Regions from separate parts of the Mus musculus genome. Here region 2 is linked to region 1. A link is a contact called in ENCODE Hi-C data. All regions are on one chromosome and are shown on one strand. The core of a region is the stretch at or near the end of the contact, and the rest is flanking DNA. Distances in the headings are between cores, read along the strand shown.

Region 1 (5,855 bases), core at 2,290-4,789:
CCTATACTTAAAAGACCATAAAGACTCCATTAACAGACTTTGAGGGTTGGTAAGTACTTTCAACAAAGTAGCAAGATACAAACTAAACACAGTTATTTCCCCCAACAGCTTCTCCCAGAGCCACCCAGGACATGACTCCTATGTCTGTCTGCTCCCCAGGCTCTTCCCTTGTTGATGCCTGGAAGGGTGTTGGCCTGCTTCCTTCTAAGAATTCACAGAGAAACAGCAGGAAGAGCCGGTGCTGTCAGGGATGGCTGATGACTCGGGGGGAAACCTGCCTGCGGTGGCGGTGGCGGTGGCGGTGTACCTGAGCATGGAGAGCATGGAGAAGTGATTCAGCTGCTGGGTGACCAGCACAGGATGTACTCCAGTTCCTCAGAGACTGGGCTAAGGAGGCTCCGCTGAAAGCGCTAGGATCTAAGTGGCTGCTCTCTCAAGTTTAACTGAGGATTTCCTTGCAATGAGTAGAATTTTCCTTCTGTCCCTGCTATAAGTTTATACACCCTCACAGCTTGTAAAATGTAACCATCTGGGGTCTGCTTTTATACTTTTGGTTGTAAGCCTGACCTTTAACGGCTGAGCCATCTCTCCGGCTTTTAATCTGGTAATTCTTTCATGCAATAAACTGAAAAGAGCTGACAACAAAAAGTAAAACCAAAACAGAACAAAATAAACAGGTTTGGGAAAAGGATTCTCTCCACAGCAGCTTCACACTCACAAATGGGTGCCTAGGGGAGGGCAAACGCAGAACAACACGGAGGGATAAATCTAACCAATCAGGCGAGACTTCTTCAGTGAGAACTATACAACACTAAAGAAAGGGAAGACACAGAAAACAGCAACAACTCCAATGTTCGTGGATCAGCAGAATTAATATTGTAAAATTAACTCTTACTGAAAGTGATCTATAAAGAAAATGAAAACGCCATCAAAATGCCACTGGCATTCTTCACAGACATAGAAAAAAAGAAAAAGACACCCAACACTAAACTGGGTATGGTGGCACATACCTACCATCCCAGCTCCTGGATATGGAGGCAAGAAAACCAGGAGTTCAAGGTCATCTTTGGCTATGCAGCCTGAGTTCCATGTTTCAAAAGCTTAAAGGAAAGGAGGCAAATGGACAAACCAACCGACTGACCTAAAATTCATATGTAAACATGAAAAAGACTAAATAGACAAAGTAGTATAAATTCTGTTGTAAAATTACACTAAAGCCATATGAACAAAACCAGCATGCTACTTCCAAAAAACCAGACACAGGCCAACAGAAGAGGCGATTCAGAAGTAACCCCACAGTTTTCAGCCATTCGATTCTCAGCAGAGGTGACCAAACAAAACCAAAACCAAAACAAAACATGCTAAAGAAAAGTCAGTTTTAACAAACAGTTCTGGAACAACCTAAGGTCCACATGTAGCAGAGTGAAACTCGGTCCCTACTTCTCACACCATACAAAATCAACCCAAAACTGATCGCACAATATGAAAGATTGACAATACCAGAGGAATTCTGAATTAAAAAACTGGGCTGGAAACATAGCCCAGTGGCTTGAGGCCCTGGACGTGACTCCCAGTACTGCAAAAACAGTATAATCCTCCAAAACAACTCAGAAAGAATGAATGATCCAATTATAAACCGGGCAAATGAACTGATGAGTTTTCAAAAGAACAATAATAAATACATAAAATGTTTAACCATCAGAGAAATGCAAATCAAAACTGCTCTGAGATTCCGTCTCACTCCAGTAGAAGCACATCATCAGAAAACAAACAAGAGCAGTGAGAATGGGGCGGGAAAAGACCCTTTATGTGCTGTTAGAGGGAATTCCTACTGGGGATTTCTCAACAAAACTAAAAATAGAAATAATATATGATTCTGTTATATTACCTCTGGGTATATACCAAGTGTGTGTGTGGGGGGGGGGAGGGGGGACGACAATCAGCACACAATGAAATTTAGGGCTGGGGAGATGACTCAGTGGTTAGGAACACTATCTGCTCTTCCAGAGAACTTGGGTTCAATTCCCAGCACCCACATGGTGGCTCATAACCATCTGTAACTCTAGCTCCAGGGAATTAAGATTCCCTTTCCTGGACTCCTCAGGCACCAGGCTTGCACATAGTGCAAGTAGACTACTTGTAGGCATGAAATAAAAATAAAATAAGACATTTAAAGAAAGGAATCTGCATTACCATGCTCATAGCAGCAAAACTCATAATAGCCAAGTTAACACATCCACCTAGTTTCCATGAATAGAGTAACAGATAAAGAAAATATGATATACGGATACATAGACACACACAGGACTTGTTATTCAACTATAACTTGTGATCAGCTGCTTGCAGAAAAATGAACAGAACTGGAGATCATCATGGGAAATAAAGCAGATTCAGAAATACAAATATCATCTTTTATCTCACATGTAGACTTTAGATATGGAGTAGGGGTGGGTATGGTGGTTTATGCCTGCAGTCCCACTACTTTGTGGTCTGAGACAGGAGGACTGCTACAAATAAAGCGCATTCTGGGCTACACAGTGGTAAGGCAGGCCAGGGTACACAGTGGGGCCTTGTCTAAAAAAAAAAAAAAAAAACAAAAAAAAAAGGAACAAAAAACAAAAAAAAAAAAAAAAAAAAAAGGAAGGGAAAGGAAAGGGAAGGAAAGGACAACAGGCTAATTTGACAGAGGAAAAGGACCCAGGCAAGAGAGGGTCACTAGGAGCTTGTATGATCATATACTTATACGCATGTATAAAAATGTTACAGTGAATCTCATTCTTATGTACAGTGAAAACATACTAATATAGAACAGAAACTATCACATAGGAAGAATACTTAAAAAAGGTTAACTTTGGTTTCAAGCAGCTTGGTCAACGAGGGAGTGTTTGGGACGATTAATGGTGTGCAGCTTCTAAAACGAGCGACGCTCCCTGCGATGAGGAGGTGTTCTGAGGGTGAACACTGGCGTGATGACTGTTACAGTGTTCTTATGCTCCTGCAGCTACACCCAGGCTCATCACACACAGGGTAAGTCTATTAATAACCTCATGGGACTGACTTCTGCAATATTAATAGACCTGCTGTACCATTTACTAGCCAGGTGACTTTCTTCTCTCATTTGTAAGGTATGAATATAAACTCACCTTTACCTATTGTACGAGGTCAAAAGAATTATTCAATTATTTAATATACTAATAGAAAGAGCACATTAAAACACAATCTCTACAGCAAACAGCTACAATTACCAAGATACCGAGTTAAGATGCAACTGAACAGATGCACGCTTCCTGCTGTGCCAACTGTCCACTATCTCAGTCTCATCCTGTCGGTTACGGAGAGAAAAGAGCAAGTCAAGCGGCAGCACAACAGCCTCCTCTGAGAACGTCCATGACCTCTACGATCCTACTCCTAAGGAAAAGCAAGCACACTTAACTCACTCACAAAACCAATCTGCACGTGCATGTGTAAACGTGCAAACACACGTGTGGAGCCGTGGGTGCTGTCCCTTGAGAAGCTCTTTTTGAAACAGGGCCTCACTGGCCTGAAAGTCCCCAGGGAGACTGGACCAGTGAGCCGCGAAGGCCCCGCCCCGCCTGACACCTGGCGGTCTCTGCCTCCCAAGCGCGGGGATTCTGAGCAGAAAGCACCTTGCCTAGCTTTGGATGTGGATGCTGGGAACTGGCCTACAGCCCTGTCTTTGATGGAAAGCACTTCACTGACCAAACTATTTCCATAGCCCCTCGCTGGCTTTCTAAAAATAATTTCTTTTTATTGTATAGTTTGTTTTTATAATTGATGAAAACTGTAGCTAGTAAGAGATATTCTAACAAATCAAATTTATTAAAACAAAACCTGCTGAGTGAAGCTCATGGCTTTACTGAAGACAAGAACGGTTCAGCAGGTGGTGAGACAGCAGGAGCAGAAAGCAGTAGGAAAAAGAATGTTTTCCCAGTCCTTGGGAACTTAGAACAAAACTTTATAAAGAGTCACGATGGGGAGACCAGAGCGGACTAGGTAAGTACAATGGTTTAGGAGCACGCAGCGGAGAGCGTGACAGGCCGTCTCCTTGGCGTCTCTGGCTGCAGCTTTTCCTTACCTCTTCTGCTGTGCTGAAATGTCGCCTCTGAGTTTTCTTAGGGCTTAAAAGACTCCGACGACATGACCCACTCCAGGATGGACTTGGGGCAGGCTTAATGGGAAATGACTTTTCATACGCAGACATGTGGCAGTGGTGATTGGACTTGCCCACAAAGGTGTTTGATAATCCACTGAAAAGAAGTGTGTAAGGAAAGTTACAGTGATGACTTTTACTTCTCAGAAATAACAAAAGCAGGGCTGGAGAGGTGGCTAGTGGTGAGGGGCACTGGCTGCTCTTCCAGGGACCTGGGTTCAACTCCCAGTGTCCACAAGTGTAGTGACATTTCTGCAATTTCAGTTTCTTTAAAAACCACAGAAATAGAAGAAAGTGCTTTCGTTTTAAACCTCAGGTGTGGGATCCGGGGCTGCTTCGCAGCAGCTGACCATGGTTTGCCTCGTGCTCTAGCAGAGGCATGGTTTTGCCAGCTGCAGATGGTTTCTGCAATTGTGTGATGTGTGGAATCCTGGGAAGTCTCCATAGGGTATATAAATGCTAGGGCCCTGAGGGGCAGAGTGGGTTGTTGGCAGTTCATGGGGGTTGCTATCACTCAATTCAGCCCAAAGGAAATGGATTTGCAAATTTTGCGATGGCTTAAAGCCCTGAAATGGTTCTCATTGAGAATTCTAATGTAGCACCTATGTTGTAGCCGTTCCCCAGTACCTGAGGAAGGGTTTGAGAAGTAGGTAGACCAAACCTAACCTTGAGGTCTTCCGGGTTTCGAGGCAAAGACTTCGGCTATTTCTTGGTTTTTGTGGCGCTGAGCCTGACGCTGGAGTGGAATTTCTCCATTGTCCATTTGCACTTTGACCAAAGGTTCTTACGTCACCTGAGCCAAGGAAACTGTCTGAGGAAGGGTTATCTAAAAGAAAATGAAAGTTTCAGTAAGTTGAACAAATAACTAGATCTAGGCCTCTTTATGATTGCAACCATGTTCCATCATTGCATTCCAAAGTAACGTAGCATATCACCATGCCTCTCATGGAAAAGATCCCAGTCTCAACTGCCAATAAATCTGCAGTAAGGGAACGTCTACAAACTATAATCGATTCAGCCATACTAACCTGAAAATTGATGAAGGAGCTGAAGCCTGCCACAGCCATGTGCCTTATCTGCATCAATGTGACTCCGTGGTGTCCACCAAAAGTCAACATTTTACCCCAACTATATCTTGCAAGCACTCCCAGGCCTGGGCCTGAAAGAAGGTAGGCCAGACCAGTGAGAAAGCAAGTGGAGGGCCAAGGAGATTGTAATTCAAATGAACAACAGTTATCGCTTAACAAGCCGCTGGTGTCACTCCCTCCTTGTAATTAGCATTAGAGAATCTCTCAAACTGCTGCTCACACCGGCTGGCTTATGGCAGGAACGACCCACTGTAGACCTCTGGTTCTAGTACAACCTTCAGTTTCTTAAAGCCACAATCGTAACATAGATCATCAATAATCCAGTGGTTGCTACTATAGTCAGACTGAGGATCATTTATTATTTTAACTTTATGAACTCTAGATTCTAAACTGGAATGACAGCTAGGAGTAGAGTAACTTCTATGCCTTCCTTTCTCTATCAGGAGGACCAGATATGTTAAACCAGCTCCCACAAAATAACTTCCGACATTAGGCTATCAAACTCCTTGGCACGTCAGTGGACTAAGTAAAAGTGGTAACTCTCTATTCCCAGAACTTGTCTTAACTAACAATATTCTGAAGCTCTCCTTTCAAAG
Region 2 (5,855 bases), core at 2,419-4,918, 480 kb after region 1:
ACAAAAATCTTTTTTATGGAGGCTAGAGAGACAACTCCCTGGTTTTGAGTACTAGGTGCTGCAGAGAGCTGAGTTTGACTCCCAACATCCACATGATGGTTCACTGTAACTCCAGTCCCAAAGGATCGGACACTTTCTTTGGATCTCTGTGGGCATACATGCTGCAGACAAAAATGCAGGTAAAGCTGGGTGGTAGTGACCCACGCCTTTAATCCCAGCGCTTGGGAGGCAGAAGCAGGTGGATTTCTGAGTTCGAGGCCAGCCCGGTCTACAGCATGAGTTCCAGGACAGCCAAGGCTACAGAGAGAAACCCTGTCTCGGAAAACAAAAAAACAACAAAAAAACAACAACAACAAAAAAAAGCAGGTAAATCACTCCTACACTTAAAATGGAATGAACCTAAAAGAATGTTTTGATCCTATTTAGGAACAAAAGGATATATAGCACAGGGTTGAAAGCAGCAGGCACATAAATATTGGTGGCTTCTATGGCTTAGTCTCTTTCATTTGGGGAAGTAAAGAGTAGGAAGACACATTACCACATAGCCCCAGGCTCGCCTCAAGCTCACTCTGTTGCTGAGAATTACTGCACTTAAGATTCCCCTGCCTCCAGCTCCCAGATGCTGAAATACAGAATGCACTACCTCACCCAGTTTGGAGCTGAGGACCCTAGATATCAAACCTAGGGTTAATGAATGCTAAGCATTCTACCAACCATTCACTCTGTAGCTGCGGCTGGCTGCAACTCTTGGCAATTCTGCTTCTGCCTCTGCCACCTGAGAGCTGGATTATAGCATCTTAAACCTCACTGTGGTCCTTCTCATCAGCTTCATTATAATGTGTACTGGTTGTTTTATCCTATTTCAAAAAGTCATTACCAAAATTATTCAACGGACTCAGTATATTGAAAAACTGACATAAGTAAATTTTCTTTTGAGCACATAAATATAAATCCCAGCCACAAATAGTGGCACACTCAGGAGGCCTGGCAGATTTTGAGGGTTTTTTTATTTTTTTATTTTTATTTTTTTATTTTTTCAAGACAGGGTTTCTCTGTGTAGCCCTGGCTGTCCTGGAACTCACTTTGTAGACCAGGCTGGCCTCGAACTCAGAAATCCGCCTGCCTCTGCCTCCCGAGTGCTGGGATTAAAGGCGTGAGCCACCACAACAGGCTAGATTTTGAGTTTTTAAAGCCAACTTGGCTACAAGGTGAAACTGGTCTAAAAACAACAAAACGCGCACGGGGGGGGGGGGGGGGGGTGCGTACACACAAACAAAATGCTATTACCTAAACACATTGTCAAACCAAAACAGTTTATAGGAGAATGAGTCTCCCCCCCACCCACCACCTTTGTCATTATTTATCAGGTTAAAAAACTGCCAAACTAGCCAGGTGGTGGTGGCACATGCCTTTAATCCCAGCACTCCGGAGGCTTAGAGGTAGGTGGATCTCTGAGTTCAAGGCTAGCCTGGTCTGAATGACTCTCTACATATAAACTCTCTTGAAAAACAAAGCCAAACAAATCAAAACCAAACAGAACAATCAGATAAATCATAAACCTTACAGGGTTGGAGAGATTGATCAGCGGTTAAGAGAACCAAATGCTCTTCCAAAGGTTGTGAGTTCAAATCCCAGCAACCACACGATGGTTCACAACCATCCTTAATAAGATCTGATGCCCTCTTCTGGGGTATCTGAAGACAGCTACAGTGCACTTACATATAATAATAAATAAATCTTAAAAAATAAATAAATAAATAAAAATTAAGGAGCACCGACTGCTCTTCCAGAGGTACTGAGTTCAATTCCCAGCAACCACATGGTGGCTCACAAACATCTGTAATGAGATCTGACACCCTCTTCTGGGATGTCTGAAGACAGCTACAGTGTACTTATATATAATAAAACTTTTTTTAAAAAAATCATAAACCTTACAATGAGAAAATTTTTTTAAATCTTGACTAATAGCTGTTTCAAGGGTCACCAAGGACCTAACACTGTGAAAAGTGACCAGGGTTAATGATCTGTCTCCATTTAATGAGCCCCACAGACATTTTTACCCAGGAACAGACACTTCCCAAAGCCTTCACAAGATTTTCTCCCATCTAACAAACTTTAACATGAAATCATTATATCCCATACATATTTTTTTCCTGCTTTAAAAAGGAAAATTAACTTACCTAAGGTCTGCAAAATTATACTCTCTAAAATCACCAGATCTTGAACTTGTTGTAGGTAAGCCTAAGAAGGGGAAAAAAAACCCAGAAGTTACATCCAGCAAAAGGATGTAAATAACTTTAAAAACAAAACAATCAAAAGTCTGGATAGAGGCCCCTGAGCAATGGCTCTGCAGTTAAGAACACTTGCTGCTGTTGCAGAAGACCTAGGTTTGCTTTCAAGAACTCACAGAAAGCTCACAGCCATCTGTAACTCCAGTTCCTGGGAATCCAACACTCACTCCCTGGCCTTCCCAGGCACGTATGCAGGTGGTGCCCTACACTCATGTAGGCAAATAACTAATGCACAGAAACTTTTAAAATCTTAAGGAGTGGTAGAATGGGAGATAAAAGGTAGTGTTAGAACTGGAATATATAGTCTTTATGTCTATCCCACTCAGGACAGAAAGGAAAAGCCCCGAACATCAAAAGATAACACTTTACTAATGGAAGGCTACCAAAAGCACAACTGCATTTATTTTCAGGTATTTTAAATCTTAGAAGTCAGATAATCTAGACATGAGAAATATCACACCTCTAAGAATCGTCACATTTCACTTTCAGATCTTTTAACAGTGCTATAAGAATCTAACTAATAAATATTTGACTCACATTCAATTTTTCTCTTAATTCTAAAAATAAATTCTGGAGCTCAAAGGAGCTGGGCATATGAAATGGATCTCTGTGAGTTTGAAGCCAGCCTGTATGTTGCTATGTATTGTAATGCGAAATTCTGTACCCACCAAGAGTAAATTCTCACATTTACTAGCTTTGGTTATGCAAACCTTGTTCCTTAATCTAAAACTATTGGTCAAATAAAATACTGGAAGGATTAGAGGTAGATAGATTTGTGGTTACCTGGTTAGGGGAGTAGAAAGAGAAGAACGAGAGGAGAGGAGGATGTCACATGAGGAGATGAACCTAGCACGTGGCTAGGAGGAGAACAAGTATTTGGGGTACACTTTTAGGGAGGTAGCCAAGCCAGCAGTTAGAAAGTAGATTAGGGATAACCCACCAGTAATTGCCAAAGCTAAATAAAATAATCATAGCCTGAGCCTCATTATTTTTACGCTAGTCAGGGATAAGCTTAATAAATTGGTTGTCCTAAATATGGGCAAACCAATGTGGGGCAAGAACTCACTTAGACTCCAAGTTTAGATTGCAGGTATACTGGGTAGAGTCACACACTCCCTGCAAACACTGCTTAGGGACCAGCTAGACTAAAGCTCCCCAGGAAGGCTTTGCTTGCACTCTGCATCTGCTGAGAACAACATACAGGATGCAGTTCTTCCAAGAGCTGCTCTGAAAAGCCAGCACTCTGCTTGGTGGAGAGCACGGCTACTGCCAAGGTCCAGAGTTAAAAACAGCAGCCTAATCTGGGCCCACTGAGTCCCCAGCCCAGTGTCTGGTAAGAGGCACCAGCCCAACCAAGCATGGCAGGGCACATGGGCCAGGGACCACTGGAAGATGTCCAGGGAAGGTCTAAACCCTTGCAGAAGCACAGCCGGTGGAGAGGCCTGGCCAGTGCTGGCAAAAGATCATGAGCCTTGAGCTAGCTAACAGCTGGGATGAGGCTTCCGCACCGTAAGGAATAAACTAAAAAGTCCCAAACTGATAAGGTATTGAGCTTAAACAATAAAAGGGAAACTAAATGTTTTTAAAAATCATAGAAAGAAATATTTAATTTAAATATAAGAAAATAAAGTTCTTAGGGAGAAGTTTCAGATTAAGTGTTTCTGCATTCGGGATGGAGGGAAACACAATGCCTCACACATTGCGTCTAGATTGCATATGATCTTGCTTTGTTCATCAGCACACAAATGGCTGTTTCTTTCAGTGATAACAGTTTTGTGTGTCTTCTTTTGGAGAAATCAGAATAAGTCTTGAAGAAAGAAGAAACTGAGAAACTAGATACTAAATTGAAGATCATAAAACAGACAAGAAAAGAATCTTTAAATCAAAATAGGAAACCCTCAGAGGAATCCAAATTGGAACATTCCACAGGGGCTTAAGAAATTAGAATGGCAACCCATAGAAATATAATATATTGAATTAAGACTCCAGATTCTGCTTATTGATGCTACCTTAAAACAATGCCACATAAGAGATTGTGTTTCATTTATAGTTTGCCCAACTGAGATATGTACACGTTGATACATCATACAATTGATACATGTTAAGAGTTCTAGTGGACTTATGCCTGCGTTCTGAGGGGGATGATTCTGGGATTGCACATTCATCAGAGATGATGGCTGTCTTGGATCTGCCTTTACAGATTAAAACTGATGATGCTCTGACATATAATCCCATTAAAATACAACAGTTTTATGGACATCATGGCATGAAGCCTATTCTGGATGTAGTTTACAGTCCTACAGGACAAGCCATTATAGAAAGACTTAACAGGGCCTTGAAGGAAAGGCTCATAGAACAGAAGGGGGAAGGTGTTATGATTTGACTATGAAATGTCTCCTGTAGTCTCACGTGTTAAAGGGTCCAGGTACCAGGGTAAAGAGTGGTTCAGCAGTGAAGATGTTACAAGGCTGGGAACCTGAGTCTGATCCCAGGAACCCAGATAAAGGGAGAAAGTTAGGGTGTGGCGGCTTTCAGCAGGAAGTAATTGGATCACGAGAGCTCTCACCTCAGTGGATTAATCCAGACGCAGTTATAATCTGATGGCATTGTTGGGAGGTAAAGGAGACCAGAAGGTTGGGCCTTGGAAGTAGGTCACAGAAGCACACCCTTCAAAGAGTGCATCTCGTCCCTGGCTATCTCCTGTTGCTCTCCCCACCTGCTCCTTCCTGGCCATGATGCTCTGCCTCATAGGCACGGGACCAAAAGCAATATAGCTAAGTAACCACAGGTTGAAATCATTGAAACTGTGAACCAAAAGGAATCCCTTCTTCCCTTAGATTGTTTGTTTTTCAGATGTTTCATCAGTGATAAAAAGTGGATAGCAATGCTTGCTTCTGTAGCATATACTAAATTAGAATAAAGAAATTTTCTAAAAATAAAAATACATAAAATTCCATTTATCTTCTTCACAAACCATGATTCCTACACCCATAAAAGACTTAAATAACCTAGTAACAGAAATCTGAGCTAGGTGTGGTGGCACACACCTTTAATCCCAGCACTCGGGAGGCAGAGGCAGGCAGATTTCTGAGTTCAAGGCCAGCCTGGTCTACAACTTGAGTTCCAGGACAGCCAGGGCTACACAGAGAAACCCTATCTCGAAAAACAAAAAACAAAAAAACAAAAAAAAAAAGAAAGAAATCTGTAACTTTTCCTCAATTATGGGTGTTTGAATTCTCAACATCTCTGATCACTGACTTCTCAAAGCAGAACTGGAGAGATGGCCCAGTAGTTAAGAACCATAGTGCTCTTCAACCCAGCTCACTACCACTTCTACCTCCAGCTTCAGTGGATCCAAGATCTCCGCCTCTATAGACACCTACACTCACAGACATATACATATTTAATTAAATACATAATCTTTTTTTTTTTAATAAGTGAAGAAAATCAGGAGTCATCCTTTTTTACAAAAACCAAACTATGGGTGTGTTTTTCTTCTTTTAAGACACAGGCTGTCAGTATGTAGCCCTGGCTGCTCTCAGACTTACTATATAGACTAGTTTG

What was found. Hi-C counts contacts between places; a loop is a spot of excess contacts on that map.
Region 2: a loop to region 1 is called in a map of T-helper 1 cell, with 4 times the contacts of the local background. The contact joins two enhancer-like sites. A Hi-C loop is called at or near these places in 2 of 37 maps with a recorded cell type or tissue (T-helper 1 cell and T-helper 17 cell).

Annotation. Positions count from the first base shown.
Region 1 is chr15:98,071,713-98,077,567 of GRCm38, forward strand. Senp1 (SUMO1/sentrin specific peptidase 1) reads right to left here. Exons shown (of 18, transcript NM_144851.5): 5 at 4,838-4,997; 6 at 4,097-4,268. Among named protein-coding and RNA genes, the nearest start is that of Gm25668, 4.9 kb to the left of the region's middle. Within about 2 kb of position 3,540, at least 1 of the 3 ENCODE cell types and tissues checked has a DNase peak (open chromatin) inside an H3K27ac peak, as active enhancers do.
Region 2 is chr15:98,552,421-98,558,275 of GRCm38, forward strand. Ccnt1 (cyclin T1) reads right to left here. Exons shown (of 9, transcript NM_009833.2): 4 at 2,181-2,241. Among named protein-coding and RNA genes, the nearest start is that of 9330020H09Rik, 12 kb to the right of the region's middle. Within about 2 kb of position 3,669, at least 1 of the 3 ENCODE cell types and tissues checked has a DNase peak (open chromatin) inside an H3K27ac peak, as active enhancers do.